Linked DNA regions of Homo sapiens: region 2 is linked to region 1. The links are chromatin loops, found by intact Hi-C in ENCODE. Cell type or tissue: PC-9. All regions are shown on one strand. Links, peaks and the distances in the headings refer to the core of each region. The heading gives the core; the rest is flanking DNA. Region 1 holds the start of CCL26 (C-C motif chemokine ligand 26). Region 2 has its middle 30 kb from the start of CCL24.

Evidence for each region. A loop is a pair of places that touch in the nucleus more often than their neighbours do. Peaks named below come from ENCODE experiments on the same cell type or tissue, not always from the same donor. Only the 100,000 strongest peaks of a DNase experiment are listed, where the experiment ranks them.
Region 2: it touches region 1 in a loop (2.3-fold over the local background); 6 of 110 quality-filtered maps call a loop at or near these places.

Annotation. Positions count from the first base shown.
Region 1 is chr7:75,766,986-75,775,934 of GRCh38, forward strand. CCL26 (C-C motif chemokine ligand 26) reads right to left here and starts at 5,226. Exons shown (of 3, transcript NM_001371938.1): 1 at 5,119-5,226; 2 at 4,904-5,018; 3 at 2,553-2,804. The coding sequence starts at 5,191. The coding sequence ends at 2,708. RefSeq lists a silencer at 5,746-6,040. In PC-9, for the core only: no CTCF peak of the experiment used is centred there; a DNase peak (open chromatin) is centred at 5,356; H3K27ac peaks cover 1,486 bases.
Region 2 is chr7:75,838,712-75,848,694 of GRCh38, forward strand. No RefSeq gene overlaps it. Among named protein-coding and RNA genes, the nearest start is that of CCL24, 30 kb to the left of the region's middle. RefSeq lists an enhancer at 4,222-4,441. In PC-9, for the core only: no CTCF peak of the experiment used is centred there; a DNase peak (open chromatin) is centred at 4,370; H3K27ac peaks cover 1,104 bases.

The DNA.
Region 1 (8,949 bases), core at 950-8,949:
TAAGTGTCCATCAGTGAATGAATGGATAAAGAAGATGTGATCCACACAGACAATGAAATATTATTCAGCCTTGCAGGGCGCGGTAGCTCACGCCTGTAATCCCAGCACTTTGGGAGGCCGAGATGGGCGGATCACGAGGTCAGGAGATCGTGACAATCCTGGCTAACACGGTGAAACCCCATCTCTACTAAAACTACAAAAAATTAGCCGGGCGTGGTGGCAGGCACCTGTAGTCCCAGCTACTCAGGAGGCTGAGGCAGGATAATGGCGTGAACCCGGGAGGCGGAGCTTGCAGTGAGCCGAGCTCGTACCACTGCACTCCAGCCTGGGCGACAGAGCGAGACTCCATCTCAAAAAAAAAAAAAAAAAAAAAAAAAAAAAAAAAAAAAAGAAAGAAATATTATTCAGCCTTAAAAAAGAAGGAAATCCTGCCATTTGCAACAACATGGATAAACCTGGAGGACATTATGCAAAGTGAAATAAGCCAGACGCAGAAAGACAAATACTGCCTGATCTCACTTACTACCTACATAGCATCTAAAAAGTCAAATTCATAATACCAAAGAGTAGGATGATGGTTGCCAGGAGCTAAAGATGGTGGTGGATGGGAGGTGTGATTGTCAAGGGGTGAATGGAGGGAGATCTCCGTGACGTTGGAATAGATCGGGATCTCAGTTGCTATAATGTAAATCTATACACGTGATAAAACGACAGTATGACAGAACTATGCACACGCTTTATACCAATGTCAATTTCCTGGGTTTGATATTGCATTATAATTATGTAAGCTGTAGCCATTGGGGTAAACTAAATAAAAGATAGATTTGGGGGCTGGGCACGGTGGCTCACACCTGTAATCCCAGTGCTTTGGGAGGCTGAGGTGGGCAGATGGTTTGAGCCCAAGAATTTGAGACCAGCCTGGGCAACATGGTGAAACCCTGTCTCTGCCAAAATACAAAAGTTAGCCGGGTGTGGTGGACCATGCCTGTAGTCCTACCTACTTGGGAGGCTGAGGTGGGAGGGTCACCTGAACTCAGGGAGGTAGAGGCTATAGGGAGCTGTAATTATGCCACTGCACTCCAGTCTGGGTGACAGAGCAAGACTCTGTCTCAATAATAAAAAAGATACACCTGACCTCCCCATACCATTTTTGCAACTTCTTGTAAATCTATAACAATTATAGATATTAATAATTAATAACTATAAACAATAATTATAGATTCACAAAAAGTTGCAAGAAATGGCAAAAATAATAATAATTATTATTTTATTTATTTATTTATTTATTTATTTATTTATTTATTTTGAGATGGAGTCTCGCTCTGTCGCCCAGGCTGGAGTGCAGTGGCGCGATCTCTGCTCACTGCAAGCTCCGCCTCCCAGGTTCACACCATTCTCCTGCCTCAGCCTCCTGAGTAGCTGGGACTACAGGCACCCGCCACCACGCCCTGCTAATTTTTTGTATTTTTAGTAGAGATGGGGTTTCACTGTGTTAGCCAGGATGGTCTCAATCTCCTGACCTCATGATCCACCTGCCTCGGCCTCCCAAAGTGTTTGGATTACAGGCATGAGCCACTGTGCCCGGACTTTTTATTTTTTATTAAAAAAATATTTTTGAGACAGGGGCTTGATCTGTCACCCAGGCTGGAGTGCAGTGGTGTGATCTTGGCCCATTGCAACCTCTAACTCCTGGCCTCAAGTAATCCTCCTGCCTCAGCCTCCTGAGTAGCTGGGACCACAGGTGTGTGCCACCCCACCTGGCTAATTTTTTGTGTTTTTGTAGAGACAGGGTTTCACTGTGGTGCCCAGGTTAGTCTTTATTATTATTATTATTATTATTTGAGACAGGGTCTTGCTCTGTTGCTCAGACTGGAGTGCAGTGGTGTGATCATGGCTCACTGTATCCTCGACCTCCTAGACTCAAGCAATCCTCCCACCTCAGCCTCCCAAGTAGCTGTGACTACAGGCACCCACCACCACGTCTGAGTAACTGTTAAATTTTTTTGTAGTGATGGGTGCCACTATGTTGCCCAGGCTGATCTCAAACTCCTGGGCTCAAGTGATCCTCCCACCTCAGCCTCCCAGAGTGCTGGGATTACAGCCGTGAACCACTGCACCCGGCTGATTATTTTTGTAAAAAGCTTATTTAAGCTATATAGACAACGCACCCGCAGTTTGGTAGGTAGATAATATTCACATTAACTAATTAGTGTCTTGCTTTCTTAAGAGAAAGCGCTGCCAAACACGGAGCTACTACATTTACACGGCACTGACAGGCTGTGAGGTGTTGCACAGAACTTACTTTTCCAAATAAACTAAACTTTTTTCTCTAAATAATGTTAAAAAATTCACCAAGCATTTTACCAAAGTGTATTAAAATTACCCTTGCTTTTTTTTGCACAAACAAACAAAAACCCACGGCAGAATTCCGTATCGGGGTCTGCCCGGGGGTTGGGGACCTCCCAGGCAACCAGCCATCCATATTGAATCAATTTTCTTTCCTTAAAGAAAACTCGGGTTTTATGGACAAAAAATGTTATGAACAAGTCAACTCTATGAACAACCTTTATTAAAGTAACTCTGGGAGGAAACACCCTCTCCTCCCCAGCGGGTCCATGTAGCCTTCAGAAAAGATTCCGCAGGCTCCCCAGAGGGCTGCAGAGCCAAGAGCGGGGTCCAAGCGTCCTCGGATGAAAATTCAGCTGAGTCACAATTGTTTCGGAGTTTTCAGTAAAGAAATGTATTTTTGCACCCATTTTTTCCTTGGATGGGTACAGACTTTCTTGCCTCTTTTGGTAGTGAATCTGTGAAAAAGAGACACGGATAAGTCAATATTGAGACTCTTTGCCTCCTGGGGTGGGATAGAAAGGGAAGGAGGGGCAGCTCTCTCACTAGTCTTCTGGCCTTGCCACAAACTTGTTGCTCTCTGTCCCTGTCCCCTCTTCTCCTGGGCCTTGTCTCCCTCCTCTTTCCTATCTTGATTTCCACTGGAAACTATGCCTCCAGACCCACCTCTACCAGGTACCATTTACCGTTTTCCACCAGTTCTAGCCTGCAGCATGTAACCTGCACCAGGACACTTAATTTTTTTTTTTTTTTTTTGAGACGAACTCTCACTCTGTTGCCCACATTGGAGTGCAATGGCATGATCTCAGCTCATTGCAACCTCCATTTCCCAGGTTCAAGTGATGCTCCTGCCTCAGACTCCCAAGTAGCTGGGATTATAGGCACGCATCAGCACACCCAGCGAATTTCTGTGTTTTTAATAGAGACAAGGTTTTGCCATGTTGGCCAGGGTGGTCTCGAACTCCTGACCTCAGGTGATCCGCCTGTGTTGGCCTCCCAAAGTGCTGGGATAACAGGTGTGAGCCACCACGCCTAGCCTTTATTTTGTTTTATTTTTTATTTTTTTTGAGACGGAGTTTCACTCTTGTTGCCCAGGCTGGAGTGCAATGGCGCGATCTCGGCTCACCACAACCTCTGCCTCCCAGGTTCAAGTGATTCTTCCGCCTCAGCCTCCCAAGTAGCTGGGATTACAGGCATGCGCCACCACGTCCAGCTAATTTTGTATTTTTAGTAGAGACAGGGTTTCTCCACGTTGGTCAGGCTGGTCTCGAACTCCCAACCTCAGGAGATCTGCCCACCTCAGCCTCCCAAAGTGCTGGGATTACAGGCGTGAGCCACCACGCCCGGCCTATTTTATTTTTTTTGAAACAGTTTCTCTCTTGTCACCCAGGCTGGAGTGCAGTGGCGCGATCTCTACTCCTGCAAACTCCGCCTCCCGGGTTCAAGCGATTCTCCTGCCTCAGCCTCCGGAGTAACTGGGCTTACAGGCCTGCGCCACCTCACCTGGCTGATTCTTTCATTGTAATAGAACAGCTTTGTTGGGATATAATTCACACGGCACATACAGTTGACTCTTGAACAACACGGATTTGAACTCTGTGGGCCCACTCATAGGCAGCCTTTTGCCAACCAAAGGAGGATAGAAAATACAAAACTCGGTGATGCAAAAGCTGCATAAATTCAGGGGAAATTGTATGCCAAAATCCTGGCACCAATCCCCTGTGGTTACTGGGGGATAACTGTAATTCACTCTTTTTTTTCTCTTTTGTTAGGGATGAAGTCTCTCTGTGTTACCCAGGCTGGAGTGCAGTGGTGCGATCATACCTCACTGCAGCCTTGAACTCCTGGGCTCAAGCGATCGTCTAAACCTCCCCACCATGTACAACTCCACCAATTTAAAGGCTATAATTATAATTCAATGGTTTTTAGTATAGTCATAGATTATGCAACCATCACCACAATCAATTTTAGGATATTTTCATCACCCCAGAAAGGAACCCTGCACTCAACATGTCATTTAATTGTTAGCCACATTTTCAAGGTTATTCATCATAGCTGATGATTCCTGAGCTCTTACTTCACTGTGAGTTTATTAAAAGTGGGGATTGGCTGGGTCCAGTGACTCACACTTGTAATCCCAGCATTTTGGGAGGCTGAGGCGGGCAAATCACATGAGCTCAGAAGTTTAAGACCAGCCTGGCCAACCATGGTGAAATTCTACTAATAACACAAAAATTAGCTGAGCATGGTGGCATGTGCCTGTAATTCCAGCTACTTGGGAGGCTGAGGCAGGAAAATTGCTTGAACCCGGGAGGGGGAGGTTGCAGTGAGCCAAGATCGTGCCATTGCACTCTAGCCTGGGCAACAAGAAAGAAACTCCGTCTCAAAAAGAGAAAAAAAAAGTCAGGTTCTACCTGAAGCTCAGAGTCACACTTGTTAGTGTGCAGAGGTGGGGTTTCCAGGTTCCCATCCCAAGGCTCATCCTGGGGGTCTGCCCAGCACCCATCCTGTTGCATGACTGATGGGGCCCCAGAAAGTACGTCCGAGAAATACTCACATCACAGCCCGCTGGGAGCAGCTGTTACTGGTGAATTCATAGCTTCGCACCCAGGTCCAGGGAAGGGGCTTGTGGCTGTATTGGAAGCAGCAGGTCTTGGATATGTCACTCCCACCTAAAAATCAGGGAGAGGAAGGGTTTGGAGATACTCATTTCCATCCACTCCCAGGCGGTCCGGGAAGGAACCCCAGGAGGGGAATGGGCCAGCTACGTACGTGTGGCAGTTCCAAGGTGGAGACTCAGGAGGGAGGCCAGGAGCACAGCAGAGGCCAAGGAGAGGCCCATCATGATGCTGCAAATCAGGCCCTTCTCAGGTTTCTCCCAAACTCCTCCTGCCTGATCCCCTTTTATGAGACTGAGACGGCCCTGAAAACAATTCCAGAGAATTCTGTGGTTGGGAACAGAAGCAGCACTTTTGACCCAACAAAGGAAAAGTAAACTAATACTCATAGGAATGAAATTAGACAGTGAAGAAAGATAATCTGGCACTGGGCGTGGTGGCTCATGCCTGTGATCACAGCACTCTGGGAGACCGAGGTGGGCGGATCCCTTGAGGTCAGGAGTTCAAGATCAGCCTGGCCAACATGGAGAAACCCTGTCTCTACTAAAAACACAAAAATTGGCCGGGCATGGTGGCAGGCAACTGTAATCCCAGCTACTCCTGAGGGTGAGGCAGGAGAATCACTTGAACCTGGGAGGTGGAGGTTGCAGTGAGCTGAGATGGCACCACTGCACTGCAGCCTGGGCGACAGAGTGAGACTCTGCCAAAAAAAAAAAAAACAAACAAACAAACAACAAAAAAAAACAAGTGACAGATGGTAGAGATCCCTTTATTGAATTCCATCAACAGGGACAAAAAAAGAAGAGAATTTGGGAGAAGAGCAGGGGCAGGCAGGCCCCAGGGAGTCTGGTTCCCAGTGCTGTTGGCTGAGTCAACACTTTCTTGTTTAAAAAGAAAAAGCAGAGGAAATTAAGTAATATTCCAGTGAACTGAACTAAGTTACTTTATAGCACAATTGGTTGTTGAAGATAGGTTTCTGGCTCTTGGGCAAAGTTTTGTTTCCTTTCTAAGCATTGCTTATCTCTGTGTGGAGCTCTGGATGGTCTCAAGATGTGATCATAGAGTAGCCCAACCTCGACAATGGATATTTAAAAACAGGGTCCAGGCAGGTGCCAGCCCATCTTCTTGGGGCCACACCTGTAGGGCCAGGGCTGGCTGGGGGCATTTGAGAGATCTAACAGATCCCAAACCTGACAGATCATCACAATCACCCGAGGCTTAAAACAAAACAAAACAAACAAACAACAACAAATAATATATATATATAGTGAGAGAGAGGGCCTGGTCAACATGGTGAAACCCCGTCCCCACTAGAAATAAAAAAATTAGCCAGGCACGGTGGCGGGCACCTGTAATCCCAGCTACTAGGGAGGCTGAGGCAGGAGAATCGCTTGAATGCAGGAGGCAGAGGTTACAGTGAGCCGAGATCCCGCCATTGCACTCCAGCCTGGGCGACAGACCAAGACTGTCTCAAAAAAGAAAAAAAAATAGAGATGAGGTCTCTCTATGTGGCCCAGGTTGGTCTTAAACTCTTGGCTCAAGTGACTGTCTCACCTTGGCCTTCAAAAATGTTGGGATTACAGTGAGCCACCACGTCTGGCCATACCTGGTCAATTATTATTATTATTTTGTGTGTGTGTGTGGGGCCAGTCACAGTGGCTCACGCCTGTAATCCCAGCACTTTGGAAGGCAGAGGCAGGGGGATCGTCTGAGGTCAGGAGGTTGAGATCAGCCTGGCGAACATGGTGAAACCCCGTCTCTACTAAAAATACAAAAATTAGCCGGGCTAATTTTGTGGTGGCTCATGCTTGTAATCCGAGCAACTTGGGAGGCTGAGGCAGGAGAGTCACTTGAACCTGGGGGGCAGAGGTTGCAGTGAGCCAAGATCGTGCCATTGCACTCCAGCCTAAGAAAAAAGAGCAAAACTCTGTCACAAAAAAAAAGAAATTTGTAGAGCCCAAAGGTTGCCAGGCTGGTCTCAAACTCCTGGCTTCAAGGCGATCTGCTTACTCCAGCCTCCCAAAGCACTGGGATTATAGGGGAGAGCCACCACACCTGGCTTCAGCCAAATTTTTAAAAGAACTTAACAGAAGTTTGTGATAGTCAGAGCTGTTGTAGGTGGGAAGAGGATAGATGGTGAGTTGCCTGTCACTCAAACCAGGCACAACAGTCTGGATGATCATGAGAGGGTGGTTTGTTTTTGTTTTTGTTTTTATTGAGATGGAGTTTTGCTCCTGTTGCATACGCTGGAGTGCTATGGCACAATCTCGGCTCACTGCAACCTCTGCCTCCCAGGCTCAAGCAATTCTCGTGACTCAGCCTCCCAAGTAGCTGGGATTACAGGCATGCGCCATCACGCCCGGCTAATTTTGTATTTTTAGTAGAGATGGTGTTTCACCATGTTGGTCAGTCTTGTCTCGAACTCCTGACCTCAAGTGATCCACCTGCCTCAGCCTCCCAAAGTGCTGGGATTACAGGCATAAACCGCCATGCCCAGCTGTTTGTTTGTTTTTTTGAGACAGAGTCTTGCTCTGTCATCCAGGCTGGAGTACAGTGGCACAATCTTAGCTCACTGCAGCCTCCACCTCCTGGGTTCGAATGATTCTTCTGCCTCAGCCTCTGAGTAGCTAGGATTACAGGCATGCACCACCATGCCCGGGTAATTTTTGTATTTTTAGTAGAGACAGGGTTTCACTATGTTGCCCAGGCTGGTCTCGAATTCCTGACCTCAACTGATCTGCCCGCCTCAGCCTCCCAAAGTGCTGAAATTGCAGGTGTGAGCCACCCCACCCGGCCTATTTTTTTTAATTAAATAAAAATTAACTGAGTATGGTGGCATGTGCACCTGTAGGCCCAGCTACTCAGGAGGCCGAGGCAGGAGGGTCACTTGAGCCCAGGAGTTCAAGGCTGCAGTGAACTATGATCATGCCACTGCACTCCAGCCTAGGTGACCGAGCAAGACTCTGTCTCTTTAAAAAAAGAATTATTGGTCGGGCCCGGTGGCTCACCCCTGTAATGCCAGCACTTTGGTAGGCTGATGGGGGTGGATACCTTGAGGTCAGGAGTTCAAGATGAGTCTGGCCAACATGGTGAAACTCCGTCTCTACCAAAAATACAAAAATTAGCTGAGCATGGTGTCGCGTGTCTGTAATCCCAGCTACTTGGGAGGATGAGGCAGGAGTATTGCTTGAACCGGGAGGCAGAGGTTGCAGTGAGCTGAGATCACGCCACTGCACTCCAGCCTGGGCAACAGGGCGAGACTCCATTTCAGAAGGAAAAAAAACAAATTCTTTTTTGACTGAAATCTATATTCCCATTTCTTCTACCTATTGACCCTGTTCTTTACAAAAATGCTTAACTTGTCTTTTATTTTGGAAGATAAAGGAAATTGAGGCTTAGGCAGATTTGAAGATCGTTGTTTTTATTTCAGTTCCTCCAGCAGGCCCTGAGACAAGGATTCTGGTGCAAGTCCTTTATTTGGGAGGTGATTCCACGGGAGCCCCAGGAGAGGAGGGGGAAACTGAGGCAAGGAAGCAGAGGCAGCAACGCAAGGGGAGTTATTAAGCAGGGCATGGCGTGAGCAGCCAAGGAGTTCTGGGAGCCTGTGCAGGGCAGACCTCAGAGCTGGCTTAGCGGGTGGGTCAGGTACCCCCCAGTTCCCTGCTGTCACTGGTTGAGGGCTGCACCCTACACTCCTGGCTTGTGTTATGATCAAACTGAGGGTTCTCTGTGACCAGGAACAAGGCCCTCAGGAAGAGTCCCCAGGAAGTGGCCTTTGGTTTACAAAAGTGACTGCTGAAGGGATACGGGGAGTTACCTGACAGTATCCGCTGAAGCCATGATCATGTTTGCCCTGATGTTCTCTTCTTTAGACTGAACTTTCCTTTTTTTAGTTTTTTTTTTCTTTGAGACTGAGTCTCATTCTGTCACCCAGGCTGGAGTGCAGTGGCTGAAGGCATCCTCCCACCTCCCAAAGTACTGGGAT
Region 2 (9,983 bases), core at 1,022-9,021, 72 kb after region 1:
TACATTGTTGGTGGCGATGTAAAATGGTCCAGTACCGTGGAAAAGCAGTTCCTCTAAATGTAAACATAGAATCACTAGGCTGGGCACGGTGGCTCATGCCTGTAATCCTAGCACTTTGAGAGGCTGAGGTGGGTGGATCACTTGAGGTCAGGCGTTCAAGACCAGCCTGGCCAATATGGTGAAACCCCGTGTCTACCAAAAATACAAAAAAAAAAAAAAAAAAAAAAGTAGCTGAGCATGGTGGTGCATGCCTGTAATCCCAGTTACTGGGGAGGTTGAGGCAGGAGAACCGCTTGAACCTGGGAGGCAGAGGTTGCAGTGAGCTGAAATCGTGCCACTGCACTCCAGCCTGGGTGACAGAGCGAGAGTCTGTCTCAAAAAACAAACAAACCCAGAATCACTAGATGACCCAGTATATTAAGCATGTATCTTTATTTTCTGCATTTTGATTCTTTTTTGTTTTGTTTTGTTTTCGAGACAGAGTCTTGCTGTGTTGCCCAGGCTGGAGTGCAGTGGTGCGAGCTTGGCTCCCTGCAACCTCTGCCTCCTGGGTTCAGGCTATCCTCATGCCTCAGCCTCTCTTGTAGCTGGGACTACAGGCACGCAACATCATGCTCAGCTAATTTTTGTATTTTTAGTAGAGATGGGGTTTCACCATGTTGGCCAGGTTCCTTGACCTCCTTGAACTTGAACTCCTGACCGCAGGTGATCTGCCTGCCTTAGCCTCCCAAAGTGCTGGGATTATAGGCATGAGCCACCATGCCTGGCTCATGGAAGGCCTGTATTTTGATTCTATTTTTTGACATCTGGGGCCTTGCTGGTGCTAGAGGAGGAAACTGACCCTCCCAGGGTTAGCTAATACCGAGAGATACCAAACAACTCATAGTTAGGAGTTTTTTAGGGTTTTGGAGTAGGCTGAAGTGTGGAGGTGGTTGATGGCTGGGGGTATACCTTTTTGTTTTGTTCTGATTTTTTATATTTTAGACACAGAGTAGCCAGGCGCGGTGGCTCACGCCTGTAATCCCAGCACTTTGGGAGGCTGAGGTGGGTGGATCACGAGGTCAGGAGATCGAGACCATCCTGGCTAACATGGTGAAACCCCGTCTCTACTAAAAATACAAAAAAATTAGCAGGGTGTGGTGGCGGGTGCCTGTAGTCCCAGCTACTCAGGAGGCTGAGGCAGGAGAATGGCATGAACCCGGAAAGTGGAGCTTGCAGTGAGCCGAGATCGCGCCACTGCACTCCAGCCTGGGCAACAGAACAAGACTCCATCTCAAAAAAAAAAAAATAGACAGAGTCTCACTCTGTTGTCCAGGCTGCAGTGTGATGGTGCGATCAGAGCTCACTACAGCTTTGAACTCCCAGGCTCAAGTGATCCTTCTGCTTCAGTCTCCCAAGTAGCTGGGACTACAGGCCTGTAATACCATACCTGGCTATTTCAAACAGTTTTTATAGAGGCAGGGTCTTGCTATGTTGCCCAGGCTGGTCTCAAACTCCTGGCCTCAAAAGATCTTCCTGCCTCAGCTTCCTGAATACCTGGGACTACAGGTGCATGCACCACCTCAGTCACCTGTGATTGATTTTTAATAGAGATGGGGTCTTGCTATGTTGCCCAGACTGGTTTGAAACTCCTGAGCTCAAGCAATCCTCCCGCCTTGGCCTCCCAGAGTGTTGGGATTAAAGGTGTGAGCCACTGCCTCCGGCTTGTCTATTTGTTTTTAACAATCCTTTAAAAATACAAAAACAATCTTAACACTGTGGGCTGTACACTGTAGCCTACGAGTGGATTTGGTCTACAGGCTAGAGTTTTCCAATCCCTTAATCCAGATGCTTCCAGCTGAGTCTTGGAAGGGGCTGCAGTCAGAGGCCATAGGCACCAACCTGCCCACAGGATCTCTTCCAATATGATTCCTCCCCAACTCCCATCCTCAGTCATTGCAATAGGAGTCAATTTCTAGTGAAACTGTATTAGTCAAGGCTCTCAAACAGAGTGAATAGGATATACATACAGAGAGAGAAAAATAATCCTTTCATTATTTTAAAGCACTGGCTTAGGCTGGGCGCGGTGGCTCATGCTTGTAATCCCAGCACTTTGGGAGCCGAGGCAGGCAGATCACCTGAGGTCAGGAGTTCAAGACCAGCCTGGTCAACATGGAGAAACCCCGTCTCTACTAAAAATACAAAAAATTAGCTGGGTATAGTGGTGCATGCCTGTAGTCCCAGCTAGTCGGGAGGCTGAGGCAGGAGAATCACTTGAACCCGGGAGGTGGAGGTTGCAGTGAGCTGAGATCATGCCATTGCACTCCAGCCTGGGCAACAAGAGCGAAATTCCGTCTCAAAAAATAAATAAATAAGAATTGGTTTAGGCCAGGCGTGGTGGCTCATGCCAGCACTTTGGGAGGCCAAGGCAGGCGGATCGCCTGAGGTCAGGAGTTCAAGACCAGGCTGCCCAACATGGTGAAACCCCATCTCTACTAAAAATACAAAAATTAGCCAGGCATGGTGGTGGGCACCTGTAATCCCAGCTACTTGGGAGACTGAGGCAGGAGAATCACTTGAATCTGAGAGGCGGAGGTTTCAGTGAGCTGAGATCATGCCATTGCACTCCAGCCTGGGCGACAAAAGTGAGATTCTGTCTCAAGAGAAAAAGAAAAAGAACTGGCTTCTGTAATTGCAGAGGCTGGCAAGTTCAAAATGTGTAGGGCAAGCTGGCAGGCTGGAGATCCAGGGAAGAGGTGGTGTTGCAGCCTCGTGTCTAAATTCTTCAGGCAGGCCAAGCAGGCTGGAAACCCAGCCAGGGTTTCTATGTTGCAGTGGAATCGAGGCCCAATTCCTTCTTCTTCAGGAAACCTCACTCTTTGACCTTAAAGCCTTCAAGTGATTGGATGAGACCTACCTGCTTTGTGGAGGGTCATCGTCTTTATTCAAAGTCTGCTGATTTAAATGTTCATCACAGCCAGGCACGGTGGCTCACGTTTGTAATCCCAGCACTTTGGGAGGCCGAGGCAGGAGGATCGCTTTGAGTTCAGGAGTTTGAGACCAGCCTGGGCAATATAGCGAGACCCTGTCTCTACAAAAAAAATAAAATAAAGCCAGGCGTGGTGGTGTGAGCCTGTAGTCCCAGCTACTTGGGAGGCTTAAGTGGGAGGATCACTTGAGTCTGGAAGGTTGAGGCTGCAGTGAGCTATGATCGCACCACTGCACTCCAGCCTGGGCGACAGAGCAAGACTCTGTCTCTAAAATAAAAATTAAAAAAGTTAATCATGTCTGAAAATTACCTTCATAGTAGCACCTAGACTGGTGTTAGCATCTAAACTGATGTCTAGACAGGCACCTTAGCATAGCCAAATTGTCAGAAAATTAGCTACAACATAGATCTTTTGTCTGTGCCTCAAAATCCAGGTTTAGCAGCCCTGGGGAGAGAAAAAGCTTTTGTTTTGTCTTTGAGACCCACCTCCCCAAGCTTCTTTTTTTTTTTTTTTTTTTGACACTGAGTCTCAGTCTGTCACCTAGGCTGGAGTGCTATAGTACGATCTTGGCTCACTGCAACCTCTGCCTCCCGGGTTCAAGCGATTCTCGTGCCTCAGCCTCCCAAGTAGCTGGGACCACAGGTGTGTGCCACCACACCCGGCTAATTTTTTTTTGTAATTTTAGTAGAGAAAGGGTTTTGCCATGTTGGCCAGGCTGGCCTTGGACTCCTGACCTCAAGTGATCAGCAGACCTTGGTGTCCCAAAGTTCTGGGATTATAGGTATTAGCCACCGCGCCCAGCCTTTTCATTTTTTTTTTTTTTTCTGTCTCCGAAGACTGGCCTCTTTCCAGGATGACTTTCAGTGAAATTTCCACTCCTTTCAGGGGAAACACAACTCCCACCCACACTGATAACAGACATTTCCTTCTTGCTGCATCAGGATGATGAGAATTGAAGTCTGGTTTAACCCTGTCCTTAACCTTCCCTGGGGCCCTGGATGGGTAGTTCTGTAGCTCCCGGCCTCTTGCTGACCACTGGACCAAAATACACAGAAGAATCCTATACAAGGTAAGCATTTGACGGATACCTCTTAGGTGGCCTCAGCTTTAGGAAGCTTTATTGGATCCAAAAATAGCTTTATTTCCCCAGGCCAGCCTCCCCACATACCTTGCCTCCAGCTTAGTGTCACAGTGCCTGTATCTCTGTGCGAAGAGTGATATTGGGGTGTTTGCAGGCTGGACTCAGAGCTGAAAGTCTCCCTGCCAAGTAGTGAGCATTTCACTATTCACGGAGGTGCCCCAGGGGCCAGCAGAGAGATTTCCAGAACAGGAAACACCCCCGCAGAAGTGGAGATCAACAGTAACAACAATGTATATTTCTAAACAGAACAGTGACTCATATTAAACATCTGTTTCACAATAGGGCCTTATATGCAAAACAACCCTAAGTATAGAAGGAGCCAAGAAACCAAAGAATGAGGCAGACAAATCCAGTTTGTCATCACGGGGTGTTTCACTGGGGGAACTATGGACAGAAGCATCGTCTTGGATGGCCACAAGGCAGGTAGATCTCCATGCTGTTACATCCCAGACTCAGGAACTATATACCATAAGGAAAGAATGCACATGCTCCAGAAGGAATGTGTAGGAATTTGCTTAAGGGCAGGATTTACAGTAAGTAGGAGTTCATCAAGGTTGATTTGATCCAAGTGTTACCAGAAAGGGGTCCCGATCCAGACCCCAACAGAGGGTTCTTGGATCTCGCGCCAGAAAGAATTCAGGGCAAGTTCATAAAGTAAAAGCAAGTTTATTAGGAAAGTAACGTGGTGAAGGACACAGCTACTCCACAGACAGGTTAGGAAGAGGAGGAATGTGTCCACCCTGGAGACAATACTTGTTTATATATAGCATAAGAAAAGATTATGGGGAGATGTGTTCTGCTACAAGGGTTTGTGATAAAGGATTAATTTTCTTACTGTATTTCGCAAGAATCGAAATTATCGTAGGAACGCTTCTGTTGTCAAGATATCGGGATATCAGGACACTCCTAAGTCTGGGTCTGTTTAGTAAACATTGTCAATCTGTTCCCTTAACTGTAAACATCTGGAGGCTAGGAATACCTCACTTTCTGGGAGTGCGGCCCAGCAAGCCCCAGCCTCATTTTTCTTAGCCCTCACTCAAGATGGAGTCACTCTGGTTCTAACGCCTCTGGCATAAGGGCAGGATTAATGGTAAGTATGCGCTTTTATATAAGGAATGATAGATAAACTGGAAATCTTAGAGGCATTCTTGGAACCAGGGTTAATCAGAAGCCTAGCTTCCAAGATGGAGTTATTTCAGCCTCCACAACATCTCTTCAGATAGATGGGACTTCACAGATTTCCCCAAGAATCACGGATAGAATTGGTTTGACAAGTGTGTGATTACATAGACCACTTTATGGCTCCCATAGAGGCTGGCATGATGGTTTACGCCTACAACCCCAGCACTTTGGGAGGCTGAGGCAGGAGGATTGATTGAACCCAGGAGTTCGAGACCAGCCTGGGCAACATAGGAGACCCTGTCTTTATTTTGTTTGTTTGTTTGTTTTGTGTTTTTTGAGACAATCTCACTCTCACTGCCAGACTGGAGTGCAGTGGCACAATCAGCTCATTGCAGCCTCGACCTCCTGGTCTCAAGCAATCGTCCTACCTCAGCCTCCTGAGTGGTGGGGACTACAGGTGCTTATCACCACACATGGCTAATTTAAAAAAAGAAAATTTGGAGCTGGGTTTGGTGGCTCACTCCCGTAATCCCAATACTTTGGGAGGCAGGCTAAGGCAGGTGGATCACCTGAGGTCGGAAGTTCAAGACCAGCCTGGCCAACATGGTGAAACCCCATCTCTACTGAAAATACAAAAATTAGCTGGGCATGGTGCTGTGCACCTGTAATCCCAGCTTCTCAGAAAGCTGAGGCAGGAGAATCACTTGAACCCGGAAGGTGGAGGTCGCAGTGAGCCGAGATCATGCCATTGCACTCCAGCCTCAGTGACAGAGTGAGACTCTGTATCAAAAAAAAAAAACAGAAAAAAAAAACTGTAGACAGGGTTTTACCATGTTGCCCAAGCTGCTCTCAAAGTCTTGAGCTCAAGCAATTCACCCGTCTCAGCTTCCCAAAGTGCTGGGATTACAAGTATGTGCCACTGTGCCTGACCTAAACAAAAGTTTATATATATGTATATATACACACACACATATATATGTGTGTGTATATATATGTATGTGTGTGTCTATATATATATATATATATGTATGTATGTATCTCAAAGAAATATATTTGTGGGTAAAATACTTTGATTTCTTTCAGGGCCTGCTATCTGTCATGCTGGTATCTCATTGCTAAAGAGTGTGTTTTGTCCATCTTAAGGTTTCTCTTTTCATGTTCATGCTTGTTGGCTATACCTGAATTTCAAAGGGAGGTGGGTATAATGAGGCATGTCCAAACACCCCTTCCCATGATGGCCTGTACTAGTGTTTCAGGTTAACTTTGGAATGCCCTTGGCTGAAAGAGGAGTCCATTCTGTTGATGGGGGTGCTTAGAATTTTATTTTTGGTTTGCACAGGAACTATTCACACTTGACAGCTCTTCAGATATTTTCAAACATGTTAGTCCCTGACTTTGGTTTTTTTTGTTCGTTTGGTTTGTTTGTTTTTTTGAGACAGAGTTTTGCTCTTGTTGCCCAGGCTAGAGTGTAGTGGCGTGATCTTGGCTCACTACAACCTCCGCCTCCCAGGCTCAAGCGATTCTCCTGCCTCAGCCTCCTGAGTAGCTGGAACTACAGGCACCCACCACCACGCCGGGCTAATTTTGTTTGTATTTTTAGTAGAGATGGGGTTGGCCAGGCTGGTCTTGAACTCCTGATCTCAGGTGATCCACCCACCTCGGCCTCCCAAAGTGCTGGGATTAGAGGCATGAGCCACCATGCCCAGCCAGTCCCTGACTCTTATATTCTGCAGGCGTTCAGCCATTCCTCATGTCACCTCTTTTCAAGTCCCCATCTCACCCATCTTAGCTCCTCCATGAACTTGATCTACCTATTTGGTGGTTTTCAACCCCGGTAGCACAATGGAATCACTCAGGGAGCTTTGACAAATGTAGATGCCTGAGAAAGCTTTAGGAGACTTCATGATTTTATTAAATACAAAGTGAAAAATGGTAATATAACAGTGGAAAATCTCAGAAGACACCACTTGAACCAAATGGTCAAGGTGAACATCTCCAGCAATGAGATATAATGCCATCATGAACCCTCTAATGTGATACACTAAAAAGGACACAGCTTGGAGGCTGAATACAGTAGCTCACACCTGTAATCCCAGCACTTTAGGAGGCTGAGGCAGGAGGATCACTTGAGCTCAGGAGTTTGAGATCAGCCTGGGCAACGTAATGAGACCCTGTGTTTACAAAAATATAAAAATTAGCTGGGCACGATGATGCATGCCTGTAATTCCAGCTACTCGGGAGGCTGAGGTGGGAAGATCACTTAAGCCCAGGAGGTCGAGGCTGCAGTGAGCTATGATTGCACCACTGTACTCCAGGCTGGGTGACAGAGTGAGACCCTGTCTCAAAAAATAAATAAAAAGGACACAACTGTACTATTACAGTCTCGTTGAGAAAAATGCATAGCCTCAATCTAACCACAAGAGAATATCAGACAAACCCAAATTGATGGGCATTCTACAAACTAACTGTCCAGTAGTCTTCAAAAGTGTCAAGACTGTGAAAGGGCAGGAATGTCTCAGTGCAGGCAGGAATGCCTCCGTGCCTCCAGCTGAGTAACGCTGACAGATGGCTGTAGACCTGGACAACATCTTGGCTACAACCTTAAGAGAAACCTTAAATCCAAACCATGTACCTAAGTCATTTCTGAATCCCTGACCAAAAAAAGTATGTAAAATAATCAATGTTTATTATTGGTGTTTTTTTTTCTTTGGAAACAGGGTCTCACTCTGTCACCCAGACTGGAGTGCAGTGGTGCAATCTTGGCTCACAGCAGCCTCAACATCCCAGGCTCAAGTGATCCTCCTACCTCAGCCTCCCTAGTAGCTGGGACTACAGGTATGCACCACCACACTTGGCTAATTTTAAAAAATTTTTTGTAGAAATGGATCTCACTATGTTGCTGAGGCTGGTTTTGTTTTTTTTTTTCCACTCTGTCATCCAGGCTGGAGTGCAGTGGGCCAATCTCAGCTCATTGCAACCTCCAGCCTCCCAGGCTCAAGCGATTCTCCTGCCTCAGCCTCCTGAGTAGCTGGGATTACAGGCACATGCCACCACCGCACCCGGCTAATTTTTGTATTTTTAGTAGAGAGGGGGTTTCACCATGTTGGCCAGGCTGGTCTTGGATTCCTGACCTCAGTTGATCCGCCCACTTCTGCCTCCCAAAGTGCTGGGATTACAGGCGTGAGCCACCGCACCCAGTTCACAGCTTCTTTTCTAAACCCCCGAGTCTTTTCCTGCAGTGCCTTGCCTCTCCTTTCTGGGATTTGGTCATGGCTTTGTGACCAGAGGCTTAGCTATTTCATCTCCTAAGAGTTGGACCTTTTCTCTAGCCTGTTAGGATCCTGAATGTCTCCTCTCCCACCCCCAGATTTGGGCACACATTCTTGAAAATCAGGCCTTTTTTTTAGAGACAGGGTCTTGCTCCATCACCCAGGCTGGAGTGCAGTGGTGCGATCATGGCTCACTGCAGCCTCAACCTCCTGGGCTCCAGCGATCCTCCTGCCTCAGCCTCCTGAGTAGCTGGGACCACAGGCACACACCACCACCCCCAGCTATTTTTCATGTGTGGTAGAGACAGGGCCTTGCTAAGTTTCCCAGGCTGGTCTCCAATTCCCAGCCTCAAGCAATTCTCCTGCCGCAGTCTCCCAAAGCGCTGGGATGACAGGAGTGAGCCACAGTGTCTGGCGAAAATGAGAGCTTCTCCGTCTTCATTTGAGATCCCAGTGGCAGCATTGAACAGGAGGATGGAGCCCTGCTGTCCATCCTTAGGTGTCCCGGTTTGCATCTGTCTGGTTGTTTCTGTTAGAGGGCTGGGCTTGTGGTGCCAAGGAGCCACACTGGCGGGCAGGGAGGTTACTCGAATTGTCTCAGACTAGAGAGAGCCAGAGGGGAAGTAGAAGTGACAGCCTTAGAGAGCACCACAGGTCAAACTGGTGAGCTGCATGTTGTCACCAAGAGCTGGCAATGGAAAAAGGACAAGAATCCAGAAGGCAGCAGAGGCTGAAATAAAGAGAAGAGCCTGAGCCATGGTGGGAATGGAGGGAGGGCTAAACTGGCTGCTTTTACTTCCCCAAAGGGGCCGCCTCCAAGCCTGTGTTGTGCCATTCTCTCTGCTTAGATTGTCGTTTCTCCTTAAGATGCAGCTTTGAGGCCGGGTGCGGTGGCTCACACCTGTAATCCCAGCACTTTGGGAGGCTGAGGCAGGAGGATCCCTGGAGCCCACGACTTTGAAACCAGCCTGGGAAACATAGAGAGACCCTATCTCTATTTAAAAAAAAAAAAAAAGAAATCTTTGAGTACTAAGCTTTCTTTTTTTGAGAGAGAGAGAGAGATCTTGCTCTATGATCCAGGCTGAAGAGGGCAGTGGCACATTCTCTTCTTTTCTTTCTTTCTTTCTTTATATTTTTCTGAGACAGAGTCTCGCTCTGTCACCCAGACTGGAGTGCAGTGGCACGATCTTGGCTCATTGCAATCTCTGCCTCCTGGGTTCAAGTGATTCTTGCTCCTCAGCCTCCCAAGTAACTGGGACTACAGGCACGTGCCACCGTGACCGGCTGATTTTTTGTATTTTTAGTAGAGATGGGGTTTCACCACGTTGTCCGGGCTGGTCTCGAACTCCTGACCTCAGGTGATCCACGTGCCTCGGCCTCCCAAAGTACTGGGATTACAGGTGTGAGCCACCACACCCGGCCTTCTTTTATTTTTTATTTATTTTATTTTGAGACAGGTTCTCACTCTGTCACCCAGTCTGG